Regions from separate parts of the Homo sapiens genome. Here region 2 is linked to region 1. Evidence: chromatin loops called from intact Hi-C (ENCODE). Cell type or tissue: mammary epithelial cell. All regions are shown on one strand. Each heading gives the region's core, and the rest is flanking DNA. Links, peaks and the distances in the headings are about the cores only.

What was found. A loop is a pair of places that touch in the nucleus more often than their neighbours do. Peaks named below come from ENCODE experiments on the same cell type or tissue, not always from the same donor. Only the 100,000 strongest peaks of a DNase experiment are listed, where the experiment ranks them.
Region 2: a loop joins it to region 1, with 33 times the contacts of the local background. A loop is called at or near these places in 1 of 110 quality-filtered maps.

What each region holds. Positions count from the first base shown.
Region 1 is chr4:38,098,021-38,106,432 of GRCh38, forward strand. It overlaps TBC1D1 (TBC1 domain family member 1), which reads left to right. Exons shown (of 22, transcript NM_001396959.1): 17 at 4,979-5,137. Among named protein-coding and RNA genes, the nearest start is that of PTTG2, 140 kb to the left of the region's middle. RefSeq lists an enhancer at 8,102-8,412. In mammary epithelial cell, for the core only: no CTCF peak of the experiment used is centred there; DNase peaks (open chromatin) are centred at 2,171 and 3,791; H3K27ac peaks cover 3,018 bases.
Region 2 is chr4:37,662,738-37,670,502 of GRCh38, forward strand. All of the region lies in intron 1 of RELL1 (RELT like 1), which reads right to left. Among named protein-coding and RNA genes, the nearest start is that of RELL1, 20 kb to the right of the region's middle. RefSeq lists a silencer at 870-1,164 and enhancers at 3,332-4,531, 3,814-4,371. In mammary epithelial cell, for the core only: no CTCF peak of the experiment used is centred there; a DNase peak (open chromatin) is centred at 4,134; H3K27ac peaks cover 1,428 bases.

The DNA.
Region 1 (8,412 bases), core at 1,501-6,500:
ACAGGATCTCCAGGTGCTTATCTCAGAACACGTATGCAGTGGTGAAGACCGAAGTTCTGGATGGACACCAGCTTTCAGTGTGACTTTAGCAGGTACCCTCTTTCTGGGCTCTTGCCCCCTTACTGATAGAAGGAGAGACTTGCACTGAGCAGAGGATCTTGGAGCTGTCTTGGAGTTCTAATATTCCTTGCACCTGTACTTTTTCTTGAGGTTTACCTTTACACCAAATGACCCCAAATTGCTGTTTTGAAAAGGGAGAAAGCAGAGAAAAGAATGAGTCTGTTCTTCCCCCATTCACAGTTGCCTAGATGATCACCTTCAGGTGTCTTTGCTTCTGCGAAAGGCAAATTGCATGGGTCTGTGACAGCTATTCCAAATATTTGAGCTTCTTAGAAGCCTGGCACCTGGATATTTGTTTTTCACTGGGCATATTTTGTGGGGGCTAATAGAAATACTCTAGGAATCTGGACCCTGGGTAGTGAAAGTTGGGCACAGATGATTGAGCATTCTGTATACTGGAGTGAGCTAAGGCTGACCTGGAATTTCCTTATGTGTTGCCTGACTTTGCCACATCACTTTTTACTGCAGAAGCTCTAACCATAAAGGGGGCTTTGTCAGTCAGGTGGTTTTAACACATTAAGATTTAACAACTCCAAACAAATGAGGGCGGTCTATTTTGTGGTTCAGAATAAAAATGTGAATCAAAAAATTTGAGCCTAAATTTGAATCATATCTTTGACCTTTGAAGTAGAGGCCAACTCACCTCAGAGACCTTGTAAGAGAGGACAGTTGTGTGGATTAAGAGGCCCTTCCTCATAGTGACATAAAAGACCCTGAAGTGATGGAAATAAAGGAATTTATAAAATTTTCCCAGTTAAAATTAGATGAGGGGCCAGGATTAGGGTATCAATTTAGGAGAAGATAACATAATCCTATGACATTATAGATAATTCAGTTTAGTACACATCAAAATGATTTCTCTAAAGATATCTAGATAGAACCTTATAAGCTGGAATGTCTTTTTTAGGAATGGGATTGCAGAGGGGCTGCCTGGGCTGCTGACAGTAGGGGCCAGATGCAAACTCTGCTTGCCTTTGACCCGGCAATGCCATTTATAAAAACTTACTCTAGAAACTAATCAGCCAAAAATGTACTGCAGTAAGAATGCTTATTGTGACATTGTTTAATAGTCAAAACAAAACAAAAAACCCAACATGTGACTATCCCATGTCATATTCCTTGAAAATGACACCATAAGTAGATCTGTATTTACTGACGTAAAAGATGTCTAAGTTGTTAAATGAAAAGAGTACAGCATGGTCTCCTGTACTGTTGATATTTCCATGTGCGTATACATGGAAAAACACCCACGATGCAGATGTCCAGGTTATAGACAGGATGACCATAGGGCCCAACCTGGCATAGCCCTGGTTTATGACTCCTGTCCTGGCAAAATTATTAATAGCCTTCCTCCTCTTCACTGTCAAAAGCTTCCTGCTTTGGATGGTAAATATATGCTTATTCTAGTTATGGGTGGTTTTTCACTTTCTTCTTTATACCTCTTGCATTTCAGAGGTTTTTTTGCACCACTTTTAAACAGTGAGTGTATATTATTTTTTAAGTGAGTAAGAAGCTATTTACATGGGGGATGGAGGAATGGCCTCCTGCCCTCCCAGACCCTGCCTGCAAGCCGTAGGTGGGCTCCACTGCCAGGTTTCTCTTGGGTTAGGAGTGAAGGCAGCACCATGGTGGGGAAGGGCATTCCAGGCCATTCTTAGCAAAAACATTGGGTCCAACCTGCATGATCCTGTGCTTTAAATCACAGAATCTAAGCTTACTCCTGAATACCACAATATCTGGTACTGTCCAGTGACACAGCCAATATTCTTTTCTTTCAAAAAATAAAGGTCTGATAAGACAATGGGAATGATTTAGTAATAGGAAATTGGACATTTCATAACTTGGGAAAATTTCCCAGTTTGAGAAAAAGTATTTTGTGAAAAAAAGCCCCACTATAAATCACTTATCATGCTGACTGTTTTCTAGCCCACATTTACTTCTCATCAGCATTTGAAGTATTTGTGGGGAGGGTGTGCGTGTGTGTGTATGTACCCAGGATATATCTATGAGCTGGAATAGCAGAGGGAGACAAGAAATAGAATAATAGTAGAAAGCAGAGATCAGGGTATATTTGCTTCCTGTTGCTACCATAACAAGTTACTACAAAAATAGTGACTAAAGCAACAGAAATTCTTCTCTCAGTGTTCTGGAGGCCATAGCTCCAAAACCATGCCGTTAGCTTGTCTGTACTTGGCCTCTTCCAGCTTCTGGTGTCTGTCAGCTTCCTAGACTTGTGGTCACGGCACTCCAGCCTCTGCCTCCTTGGTCACATTGATTCCCCTTCTCATCTCCTCCTCTGTATGTCTATTATAAGAATGCTTGTCACTGGATATAGGGCCCATCTGGATAATCCAGGATGCTCTCCTCCTCCCAAAGTCCTTACTTAATTATATCTGCAAAGAAGGTAACATTCACAAGCTCCAGGGATTAGGAAGTGAACACATCTCTTTTGAGGGGACACCATTCAACTCACTCTACAGGGTCATTATATTAATGCTGAGATAAAATTACAGAAGGTATAGGATGTGGTCATGGTTTACAGGGGCCCTGTATTTCTTCTACAGGCCAACTTAAAAAAAATGATACGTGAAAGGGAAAGAAGAAAGTACTTACTACACAGTAAGTATTTCCAAGAGGTGGCCCAGTGAGACTTTTGAATCTGTTAATAAAATGATTACTATTTGGTTCAAATCCACAGATGGTTATTTTATCATTAATTGCAAGATAGGAACACAAAATATTTTTTCTCTAGTCCCCATTTGAGTAGCAGCCTTGTTTGACATTTCTGACATGGAGGACACCAAGAGAAAATGGCAGTCAGCATCCCTGGGCTGTCACTCACCGGCCTAATGACCTAGGGCAAGGGACCTGTTCTCACTGCCTCTCTTTTCTTTACCATGAGGATAATCATGTTTCCCTTAGAGGGTTATGAGTATGGTATGGGCCAATACACATAACGTGCATGGAATGGCGATGGTGCATAGTGGCCTCGCAATCAGTGCTATCTGCTGCTGCTACCTGCCAGAGCAGAAACTTTTCCCAAAGGTGGCCAGAGACAGAAACCAGAGAAACCATCCTTCTGGACAGGCTGTCTGAGTGGCAGGGCAGGGTACAAAGCGGCCACTTTTTTTCCCGGATGGAAAGAAAGATCAATGCCTAACTTGGAGGCTTCCTTTCTCCCAAAAGACAAGAAAGACTTGGCATCTTATTCTTCAGTCTTCTTGCTCTCCCCCTTTCCACCTTTTTGGCCTTGTAATAGCTGAGTAATGAGCTAAAGAATTTTGGTTCAAAACTGTCACCTTTTAAAATTAGGTTTGCCCTAAATAACATCCTTGACTTTAAGAGAATTTTCTTAAGTTTTAGACATTTTTAATCACTGTGAGTATTCAAATTAATCACATGCAAAGCATTAGTTAGAGGCTCTTGGACATTTTCTGTTTTTAGAGCTTTGTTGGATGCTCACATGGCAATGTCTGTGCAGTCAGTTCCTACCCAGCCTCTGGGCTCTTCTTGCAGCTTATCTTGCAGAAAGAAGCCTCATCAGAATTCCAGAATCTCAGCTATGATTAGCTTACTCCACCTCAGCTCAGAAACATGCATGATTCCCTGGAGCTACCAAACGTGGGGCAGGTTTCTTGCCGTCAATTTTGCCTCTCACAATAACCCTTCCAGCCTTCTTGCCAGCTGCTCTCTTCCACATGCACCCTTGTGCCTGAGGCAAACTGAATCACTCTCGGTTCCCTCTCTCTTGTACTTTTCTCTTCCTTTTCCCTCATCCTTAAGGCTCGACTCAAATGAAGGATTCTGTGGAACCTTGATTGCTCAGTTAGAAATGAGCAAACTGTCGCAAGGACAGAAAACCAAACATCGCATGTTCTCACTCATAGGTGGGAATTGAACAATGAGAACACTTGGACACAGGAAGGGGAACATCAAACACTGGGGCCTATCGTGGGGTGGGGGGAGGGGGGAGGGATAGCATTAGGAGATATACCTAATGTTAAATGACGAGTTAATGGGTGCAGCACACCAACATGGCACACTTATACATATGTAACAAACCTGCACGTTGTGCACATGTACCCTAAAATTTAAAGTATAATAATAATAATAATAAAAAGAAATGAGCCAGCTTCTCTTTCATCTGAGCTCTACTTCCTTTTGATTCTCTCTGCTTTCTGAGATCACATCTTACATGACAATTTTTCATACTTGGCTTTATTTCCCTAGAATGTTGTTAATTGGCACCAGGTTGGAGCTCAGGTCGTATTCTTTATTCCTTGCAGAGTCTGACAGGGTCAGAACATGATAACACATTTGAGAAGTGAGAAGAAGGGAGGAAGGGGCCAGGGAAGTGAGGGGAGAATAGGGGGTGGAAGTAGGGGAAGAAGCAAATAGGGCAAGGTTTTAGTTGCCTCCCTTCTGTTCTTATGCTGTTAATTAATAATGGAACCAGTGGCCAGGCATGATGGCTCATCCCTGTAATCCCAGGACTTTGGAGGCTGAGGCAGGAGTATCGCTTGAGCCCAGGAGTTTGAGACAAGCCTGGACAGCATAGTGAGACCCTGTCTCTACAAAAATAAAAAAAAAATTAGCCAGGCATGGTGGTGGGCACCTATAATTTCAGCTACTTGGGAGGCCGAGGTGGGAGGATCATTGGAGCCCACAAGGTTGAGGCTGCAGTGAGATGTGATTGTGCCTCTGCACTGCAGCTCGGGTGACAAAGCCAGACTCTGTCTCAAAAAAAAAAAAAAAGGAACAAGAATTTGGATAAATGGAACATGAAACACAATTCATTTTTATTATTAAGTTGTATTCTGTGCATAAATTATTTCCATGTCTTCTCTCCCTTTTAAAGGTGTGCCACGTCATCACCGAGGTGAAATCTGGAAATTTCTAGCTGAGCAATTCCACCTTAAACACCAGTTTCCCAGCAAACAGCAGCCAAAGGATGTGCCATACAAAGAACTCTTAAAGCAGCTGACTTCCCAGCAGCATGCGATTCTTATTGACCTTGGTAAGTCTGTGCCATCGATTGGAGATGACAATGGAAGTTTCACTCACATGAAAAATCTGAAGAGACTGTCCAAGTTATGTATTGACCTGCCTTTAGGTTTAGCAATCAAAATTTACTACTGAGACTTTTAATTTAAAAAGCCCTAGGGTAATCACAAATGTCATCTTCAAGCATATAAAAATCTCTGTATTTTCACTGGGGAGCTTGTTAACTTTGCTTGGCATGGAGGGAGGGTGTTCATTAAGGCTGCAGTCATAATTGTGGTTCAGTCCAGTAACTCAAATATTGATAGGAGGTTTTTACAGTCAACCGAAGGAACATCCTGGAAAACGTATAGATGTTCAGAACCGAGGCTTGGTTTAATTACAGGAGCCACTCCCTCATTTTTACTGCTCACAAACAGAATTCATCAGAAAAATTGTAGAAAGCAGTTTGTGTGTGTGCCTTGAATGATTTTATTTTGGAAACTGGGTGGCACCTTGTCTCTTGAATAGTTTTTAAAATAAGAAGATGGGAACAATATACAGTCAGCCCTCCATATCTATGGGTTCTGAATTTGGGGACTCAACCAACCTCAGATGGAAAGTATTTGGGAAGAAAAATCAATGAAAACTAAACAATAATATAGATTTTAAAATATAGTAACTATCTATGTAGAATTTACATTGTATTAGGTGTTATAGGTAATCTAGAGATGATTTAAGGTGTGTGGGAGGATGTGGCCGGGCACAGTGGCTCACGCCTGTAATCTCAGCACTTTGGGAGGCCAAGGCTGGTGGATCATGAAGTCAGGAGATCGAGACCATCCTGGCTGACACGGTGAAACCCTGTCTCTACTAAAAATACAAAAAAATTAGCCAGGCATGGTGGTGGGCGCCTATAGTCCCAGCTACGCAGGAGGCCGAGGCAGGAGAATGGCGTGAACCCAGGAGGCGGAGCTTGCAGTGAGCCAAGATCATGCCACTACGCTCCAGCCTGGGTGACAGAATGAGACTCTGTCTCAAAAAAAAAAAAAAAAAAAAAAAAGTGTATGGGAGGATGTGTGTAGGTTATGTGCAAACATAGCACCATCTTATAGAAGGGCCTTGAGCACCGTGGATTTTGGTGTCTGTGGGGACTCCTGCAACCTATCCCCCGAGGATGCCAAGGGATGACTGTATTGGATAGATTTGCAGTTGCCACTGTGAAGGACTTGTTGAACTGGGGTGTGATTATGATGCACAGAGGGCCCTCCTGACTTGTCAGTGGCCATGCACAGGGCCAGGTGGCAATGCACTCCCGTTTGCCTGCCGCCTATCACCCAAGCTGCTGTCTCTACTGGTGGTGAGCTGGCTCGATGTGGTAGGAGATGGGCCCTGCTGCTTTTAGAGCATGTGGCCCTGCTTCCAGAATACCTGTTCTGGTTGCAGCTGCTGCTGCTGAAGGCTCCACAGAACACACAGTGCTTTGGGGCCCTGCGGTGGCCCGGTTCTCTGATTGTTCCTGCAGCCACGACAGAGGATGCAGTGTGAGCCGCATCAGGCAGTATGAAGTCCTTTCCTCTCAAGCCACGTAGCTAGCCTTAAAGGTTAATTTCATAACCCTTAAGGTTATTTTTTTTTTTAATTTTTTTTTTTGAGACGGTGTCTCGCTCTGTCGCCCAGGCTAGAGTGCAGTGGTGTGATCTCAGCTCACTGCAAGCTCCGTCTCCTGGGTTCACAGCATTCTCCTGCCTCAGTCTCCCAAGTAGCTGGGACTACAGGTGCCCGCCACCATGCCTAGCTAATTTTTTGTATTTTTAGTAGAGACGGGGTTTCACCGTGTTAGCCAGGATGGTCTCAATCTCCTGACCTCGTGATCCTCCCGCCTTGGCCTCTCAAAGTGCTGGGATTACAGGCGTGAGCCACCACACCCGGCCCCACTTAAGGTTATTCTTTAGCTTGAACATCATCTCTGAGAAACTTTCCCTGACTGTGGTCTCCTCTCCCACCTCAAGACTGGATGAGGTGTCTTGCTAAGCCCCCTGTAGCACCCCACACTCTCCCCATGGTGCGTATCACATTTCTCATCATCACCGTTATCTGCTTATTATCATCACTGCTGCTGCCTAACTTCACCTTGGGCCAAATGTTGTGCAAAGGGACTTAAACTCCTTTCTTTAATCCTTACAACATGATCAGGTAGATGTTGTTCTGTTTCTCTTTAGAGTTGAGAAAATAGAAACAGACAGGTTACGTAACTTGCTGAAAGTGACACAGCCGATTTGCCGCTAATCAGTGTGACTTCGGAAGCTGCACTTTTTTTTCAACTTTTATTTTAGATTCCAGGATTGCGTATGCAGGTTTCTTACAAAGGTGTATTGTGTGATGCTGAGGATTGGAGTGTGATTGAACTTGTCACCCAGGAACCAAGCATGGTACCCAATAGGTAGTTTTTCAACCCTTGCCTTCCTCCCTCCCTCTCCACCCCCCAGGAGTCCCTGGTGTCTGTTCTCATCTTTATGTCCATGTGTACCCAGTGTTCAGCTCTCATTTCTAAGTGAGAACATGTGATGCTTGGTTTCTGTTTCTGAATTAGTTTGCTTAGGGTAATGACCTGCAGCTGCATCCATGTTGCTGCAAAGGACATGATTTTGTCCCTTTCTATGGCTGCAGAGTATTGCATGGTGTCCATATATCACATTTTCTTTATCCGGTTCACTGTTACTGGGCACCTGGGTTGGTTCCATGTCTTTGCAATTGTGAATAGTGCTGTGATGAACGTGTGAGTACATGTGTCTTTTTGGTAGGATGATTTATTTTGTTTTGAGTATATACTCAGTAATGGGATTGCAGGGTCGAATGGTAATTCAGCTCTTAGCAGAACCTGTATTTCTTACTCCACCTCCCCCGCCTGTCCTTAGTATACAGCAGTGGCTCTTTATTGCCTTTTTCCCTTATAGGATACAGCCCTCTGCGGACTGGGCTGGGGCTGTTTGGCCATTATACCCTCGGCTTCTAGGACAGTGGCTGTGACACAGCAGATGCTCAAAGAATATCTTTAAGATTCAGAGTGTGAGACACTGCACTAGCACCGCCATCTCATGGGCCCTCACAACAGCCCTGGGAAGGTGGCCTGCACCCTCTCTAAGAAATGAAGAAACTGAGGTCACATGTTGACCATGGTCACAAAGTCACCTGAGGGGAGGTGACAGGAACTGAACCCACTGTCACTCTGTGTTTCCCTGGGACCCTCTGAGCGCAGGAGGCCCGTGTTGCTGTGCAGTGGCAGGCCAAGGCAATGCCTTGGTGGAGCTG
Region 2 (7,765 bases), core at 1,219-6,218, 440 kb before region 1:
CAACACAGATGACAGCTACAGCCACCCCCATCCCCCCATCTTCCCCCACCTCCCACCTCGCCCAAAGCTCCGTCTTGGGAGGAAATTAACTCTAGGATCCCGGTGTCTTGAGAGGCCAAGGACCTCAACTTCTGGACTCTTCCAGAGTATCTCAAACAATGGTTTGCATTCAGGATACAACAGAAGGCTCATCTGACCTGGCCTCACCCCAGACTGGAGCAAGGTCAGCTTGCCAGTTATTTGCTTTGGGATACAGGCCAGGAAGCCACCAACTGTGCCTCTAAGACAGAAGACTGAGGAGATTCCCACAGACCCTCACTGATGGCTGCACACATCAGTGGGGTCCTCAGAGAGGGGCGTGAGGAAAAGCAATACCCGTGGGGCTCAAGGACTGGGAGGGCTCCCTGCTGACTCTCTCCCCATCTTCTTTTCCTGTTCTCCAGCCCCTCCCTCCCTCTTTCGCTGCCCCTCCTCCTTTTGCTATTTTTGGTGCTGTCCATTTGGGGACTTTTCCAAAGTCTTTATTTACTGATAGCACCGTCTGTCTCCTGGGAAGGGGCTGGGTGGCTGCACAACAGGAATGGAGAGAGCCTCTGACTAATGGCTCTTGCGAACCTTTAAAATTACACATTATGTCCACTCAAGAAAGAAATGGAATTCTGAAGAAGTCATTTGTTTGAAGTGACCTTAAAGCAACAGGGCTTCAGAAATCTAATATTTGCTTCAGATTATTTCTGAAAGGTGGTACGTCATAAAGAATGAGTTGCTACTTTAATTGTCAATCGCAGCATTCACACGGGGTGTTAGTGGTGTCAGGCAGTGTTCTGGATGCTTCCTGGGCAATCTCATTCTTCCCTCGCAGCATCTGTAAGGAAGCATCTCTCATTACCCCCATTCGCAGATGAGGAAAATGAGGCACACGGGTTCAATAACAAGCCTCGGTGTGTAGGAGGACAGGATCCAACCCAGACAATGGAATCCCGGGGCCCACACTCTTAGCCATGTTGCTTAACAGTGTCTGTAAGTGGCGGTGGCCTTGGGTTTTATCTAGTGACACATGCATTTAGGTGGCTTTGTTAAACTGTCACCAATGAACCACACAGCTGGGCTGCATACAGGTCAACATTCACCCACCCAAGGCCCTTAAACACTAAGAAGCTGCCTCTCTCCAATGACCCTATGATATACGATTAACACTGGAACTTGCACATATCTTCTTCTGGTGTAAAAATCATCTTCATAAAAAAAAGACTGAAGTCAGCTGTAGGTGAATGAAATTTGTAGTGGCTTCATTTTTTAAAAACCTTCATAGCACAAAATTTCCCAATATTAATTTTAACTGCAAAAAACAAAAGATCGACCGGGCGCAGTGGCTCATGCCTGTAATCCCAGCACTTTGGGAGGCCGAGGCAGGTGGATCACAAGGTCAAGAGATCAAGACCATCCTGGCCAACATGGTGAAACCCCGTCTCTACTAAAAATACAAAAATTAGCTGGGCATGGTGGCACGTGCCTGTAGTCCCAGCTGCTTGGGAGGCTGGGGCAGGAGAATTGCTTGAACCCGGGTTGAACCTGGGAGGCAGGGCTTGCAGTGAGCTGAGATCCCATCACTGTGACAGAGTGAGACTCCATCTCAAAAAAAAAAAAAAATCACTCATGTATAACTACTTCATCTCCCTCTATAACTATCATAAAGGTAAAAGTAAAAGACCTTTCTCTAGCTATTGAAAAGCACCTTATTCACAGATGCATGTGTTCACATTATTGCTCAAAAACTGTTATTCAGTGGTTGCCACAAACATAATTTGTACTAGCAATGTTAATTACATGGCATCTAAAAATCTTTCAGAAAAAATATTTAAAAAGAAAGGAGAGGAATAAAGAAAATTTTCAATCATACACATGAGATAGGGACACACAGTACAAGATATAAAAGTTCCCACCCAAATAACACACTTTTCAATGCACTTTCACATTCATTCTTTTATTTGAAATCCCTAATCCCAAGAAGTTAGGTAATATCATCATTCTGTAAATAAATCAGTGGCCTACATGATATCACTGGGTCGAGGCAGAGAAATGAGCCAAGCAGAAGAACCAAAGCTTAGGAGGACATTTTCCCCACCCACCTCACTACAACAGCGCACCACTCAGACATACCACGGTCAAAGGCAGGAATCCCAGCAGGACACAGAACTCGCCGGAAAACCCTGACTGAAGTCAAACACCTCTTTCCCTAAGTGGAGGTGGGGAAGTGAAGGTTTGTACCTCTAATCCCTAACACAGTTCCTGCAACACAGTAGGAGTGCCTGAAACATCTGCTGCAGCAATGTTATATGTGAAAGCAAATTCTCTCATTGCAGAAGGGCTCCTGGGTAATCAATCAAGTCCCCAAGTTCACAGTAACTTTATAAGCAGTTTTGTTAAGATCCTATTTGGTAGAACAGAATATCCAGTGTACTTACACCCCATTTGCCAAATGCCAACAGTTTTTACAAACATAAATAAGTAGATTCTTTTCAGAGCTGGACAACTGATACACCCCACTGCTTCACCCCCTTGTTGGGTAAGTCCTTTCTGAAGGATGTAAATATACCAGCATGCTCCTGGGTTCATCGAAATCAACAGAAGTTTCCAGTTTGCAAAGATCCAAAAGAAAGGCTATAAATAGCAGCACATTCCTAAACCCAGCTTGGGGAACTAGCTCTCAACTGGATTTTCACAGGACTCCAATTCATCCCCAACTGCCAGATCCATAAGGGGACGCTAAATCCGAGCTTACACAACCTCACCAAAGGCTACTGCCCAATTTCCACGTGGCTGCGAGTCCTAACAGAACTGTTCATGTATATTCCTTGCAAGAGGCCAACCAAGAACTAGGTTAGAAATTATTTAAACTATGGGAGGAAGTCTAAGTAGCAAGGGCCAGAAAAAAACCATCAAATAGGAGGAAACACGCCATCTCAGCCTGTCTCCAGTAGCAACGGGAAGAAATGGGGTCAAAGGGGTGCTCCTTTAGGAAATCAGTGAATTCCCTGAAGCTTACAGAGAGCTGGTGCAGGAAACCAGTCCTTGGGGAGCTAGATCCCTGGTTTCTGGGCACAACTGGCACCTGTCAGGGTTAGAAGTCCAGCCAAGTCATTTCTACCCTGCAGAATAGGACATAAACTAATCACATGGGGAAAAAATGGGTGGTGCTGAGCTGGCTGGAGGGAAGCAAGGGCGTCAGAAAGGAAGACTGGCCCAGCACCCGACCAGGCAGAGGGAGAAAGAGAGATGGTGACTGATGCCCCTGTGGAGTGTTGGGGGTTTATGATTTCCAGATCCAGGGCCTCTAGGATGCTCAACTACTTTACCACCAACTGCTAACAGCCACTAACCTTTACTGGAATTTTTACTTACATTATCATTTCTTATCTCTACAACTCTGAGATAGGTGTTAATATTAAACCCATCTTAGAAATGGAGATGATCAAGAACAAAGTATTGAAGCTGAAGTCACTCATCTGGGAAATGGCTGGGCCAACATTTGAACCAAGGTCTGTTGCACGCAGGGCCAACTCTGAAGCAAGACTACTCCCTATGAAGCATGGAAGCAAAAGCAGAAACTGGCTTTTTTCTTGGCTGCACTGTGTTCAATTTGTTTCCTAGCTGTGAAGCCCCAGGCAAGGTCAATTAGCATCTCTGTGCCTCAGTTTCCTCATCCATAAAATAATAATAGTTTCTAAGCCTTATATGAGATTACTAGGGTTTATCCAAGTTAAGACTTGATAAATGCTAGCCATTATTGCTGTGATTATTATTATCTGTGGTAATAAGAGCAAAGCAGTTGCTATCCTCACCAAGCTCACAGCTCAGCTGGGGATATAAAATCAAACATCCAGAAAAGGACAAGGAATCACATGAGCTGGGCTGGAAGGGGCAGTGTTAAATGTGGGGTGCAGAAAAGATAAGCCCTGGGGGTGAGTGAGCAGCGACCACACAGCACTGCTCAGGTGGTACCACAAGGCCAGGCAGGCACCCACATCCCCACATGCAAGCCAGTGTTTCTCTTCCTTCCAGGAACAGGAAGCAGATAATGACTAAACAGAGAACTACAAAAGTCCTAAACGAAGGGTTTTCCAATTAGTCACAGGTTAGGTCGGGCAATGTTCCTGCAAGACAGGCACGTGGGCTGGCTTCTGAGAACATAGGAACTGGAAAAGGAAGGTGAGTAAATGTTGAGCTCCAAGGATCTGTCCCGGCTGAAGTCCCCTGGTGTGAAGTCCCCGCTACTGCTGTTAGAGAAAGGGCAAAGTAAAGGAGGGAGTAGGAAAGAAAATAAAGGTCACTTCAGAAAAGGCAAACGAAGGAAAGATTGAACAGAAGTAACCAGGAAAACCCTAGACGTAGGGAAGTCAATGTTAAAGAAGAGAAATGAATGTCACTAGCATGAAACCCAAACAAGAACTCTGAAAACCAGTAGCAACCAGTGAGACACACAGAAAAAAATACTATTAATAATAGTCACATATTGATGTATAATGTGTACAGTTACTATTTCAAGCATTTTTCAGATATTAACTCATTTCATCCTTACAATAACTCTATGGGGTAGCTTCTATTATTTCCAGCCCCATTTAAAGATGTAAAACTACAGAACAGAGAGGTTAAGTAACCTATGCCAGGTCACACAGGTAGCAAGTATCAAAGGTGACTTTAATCCAGGCAGCCTGGCTCCAGAACTCCACACTCTGCTCCATTACTGCTGAAATGTGAGGGCTCACAGTTTCAACATTCAGTAAAAGTCCATGGAATGGGATTCTCCATAGCTCATCTCTATTATAGATACTACAGGGTTCACGTAGTAGAGTTAGAGAAGGTAGAAAACCTACAGATAATCATTATCCCTGTAACACAGCAATAAATCTACAATGACAGAATGGCATTTCCTAGTGAGTCAGTTATTAGGAAGAGAAGGTACATTTAAAAGTTACGTTCTTTCCAAGTCAATTTATCTTTTTTTTTAACCAAGTGCTAATTGTTAAAAAGTAATTCTGCTGCCATTTGTAAGATACAAAATTAAAATGCTACCCTGATCTACATATAACACTGATGAAACAGTTGGTTACTTCTCAGAAATCCTAAACTTCCTTTGCACTCTTAAAACAATAGAAACACTTTGTATGAAGGGATCAGATTTGTCATCACCCACTTTGTCCAAAATGATCTCAATTGTGAATGAAAAATGTTAAGTGAAAAAAAAACACATACAAAGCAGTATTTAGAGCTTAAATGGTCCCAGTTTTTATAAGAAAAAAAAAGACATCAAAATGTTATCAAAGTGGTAAGATTATAAGTCATTTTTTTTCTTTAGTGTTTTGTGTCTTAGCATTCCCCACATTTCCTTTTATTTTAATTATTCACAGTAAAATCACAAAATGTTTTTCAAAAAAGGGAGGAGGTATGCACAGAAAAAAAGGAACCCCCTCCCCCTCCCCCTCCCCCTCTCCCTCTCCCCTCTTTCCACGGTCTCCCTCTGATACCGAGCCGAAGCTGGACTGTACTGCTGCCATGTCGGCTCACTGCAACCTCCCTGCCTGATTCTCCTGCCTCAGCCTGCCGAGTGCCTGCGATTGTAGGCCCGCGCCGCCACGCCTGACTGGTTTTCGTATTTTTTGGGTGGAGACGGGGTTTCGCTGTGTTGGCCAGGCTGGTCTCCAGCTCCTAACCGCGAGTGATCCGCCAGCCTCGGCCTCCCGAGGTGCCGGGATTGCAGACGGAGTCTCCTTCACTCAGTGCTCAATGGTGCCCAGGCTGGAGTGCAGTGGCGTGATCTCGGCTCGCTACAACATCCACCTCCCAGCAGCCTGCCTTGGCCTCCCAAAGTGGCGAGATTGCAGCCTCTGCCCGGCCGCCACCCCGTCTGGGAAGTGAGGAGCGTCTCTGCCTGGCCGCCCATCGTCTGGGATGTGAGGAGCCCCTCTGCCTGGCTGCCCAGTCTGGAAAGTGAGGAGCATCTCTGCCCGGCCGCCATCCCATCTAGGAAGTGAGGAGCGCCTCTTCCCGGCCGCCACCCCATCTAGGAAGTGAGGAGCGTCTCTCCCCGGCCGCCCATCGTCTGAGATGTGGGGAGCGCCTCTGCCCTGTCGCCTCGTCCGGGATGTGAGGAGCGTCTCTGCCCGGCCGCCCCGTCTGAGAAGTGAGGAGACCCTCTGCCTGGCAACCGCCCTGTCTGAGAGGTGAGGAGCCCCTCTGCCCGGCCAGCCGCCCCATCCAGGAGAGAGGTGGGGGGGTCAGCCCCCCGCCTGGCCAGCCGCCCCGTCCGGGAGGGAGGTGGGGGGGTCAGCCCCCCGCCTGGCCAGCCGCCCCGTCTGGGAGGTGAGGGGCGCCTCTGCCCGGCCGCCCCTACTGGGAAGTGAGGAGCCCCTCTGCCCGGCCAGCCGCCCCGTCCGGGAGGGAGGTGGGGGGGGGGGTCAGCCCCCTGCCTGGCCAGCCGCCCCGTCCGGGAGGGAGGTGGGGGTCAGCCCCCCGCCCGGCCAGCCGCCCCATCCGGGAGGTGAGGGGAGCCTCTGCCCGGCCGCCTCTACTGGGAAGTGAGGAGCCCCTCTGCCTGGCCAGCCGCTCCCTCCGGGAGGGAGGTGGGGGGGTCAGTCCCCGGCCCGGCCAGCCGCCCCGTCCGGGAGGGAGGTGGGGGGGTCAGCCCCCCACCCGGCCAGCCACCCCGTCCGGGAGGTGAGGGGCGCCTCTGCCCGGCCACCCCTACTGGGAAGTGAGGAGCCCCTCTGCCCGGCCACCACCCTGTCTGGGAGGTGTACCCAACAGCTCATTGAGAACGGGCCATGATGACAATGGCAGTTTTGTGGAATAGAAAGGGGGGAAAGGTGGGGAAAAGATGGAGAAATCGGATGGTTGCCGTGTCTGTGTAGAAAGAGGTAGACATGGGAGACTTTTCATTTTGTTCTGTACGAAGAAAAATTCTTCTACCTTGGGATCCTGTTGATCTGTGACCTTACCCCCAACCCAACCCTGTGCTCTCTGCAACATGTGCTGTGTCCACTCAGGGTTAAATGGATTAAGGGCGGTGCAAGATGTGCTTTGTTAAACAGACGCTTGAAGGCAGCATGCTCGTTAAGAGTCATCACCACTCCCTAATCTCAAGTACCCAGGGACACAAACAATGCGGAAGGCCGCAGGGTCCTCTGCCTAGGAAAACCAGAGACCTTTGTTCACTTGTTTATCTGCTGACCTTCCCTCCACTATTGTCCTGTGACCCTGCCAAATCCCCCTCTGCGAGAAACACCCAAGAATGATCAATAAAAAAATAAATAAATAAATATAAAAAAAAAAAAAAGAAAGAAAAAAAGGAACCTGTTAAAAAAAATACCTCCCAAGTATAATTAACATTTATGTTTTCTTGCTGGAACTCTGGGGCATTTTTTTCTCTTTTTCTACTTTTTGCAGTTTCTAAAATGTCCTGATCATAATCGATAGTTTTTTTTTTTAACTGTAAGTAACAGTCAATGAGGAGCCATCATTACTATAAGGTTGAACCATATGAAATTGTCACTGTAGTGTCAGAGTAATATTAATAGTGTAGACAGCGGTAAACCAGGATACTGGAAATCCCTTAGTAAAGAGACTACTAAACCTACAATCCATCATATTGACATTTTAGATGTTTCCATTGGTTGGAGGCAGAGACAGTGCTATGAAATCTTTGGTGAAAACCACAGGAAACAAGAGTCAAAGAAAACCATATAGTAGTATAACTTCTACTTTATTA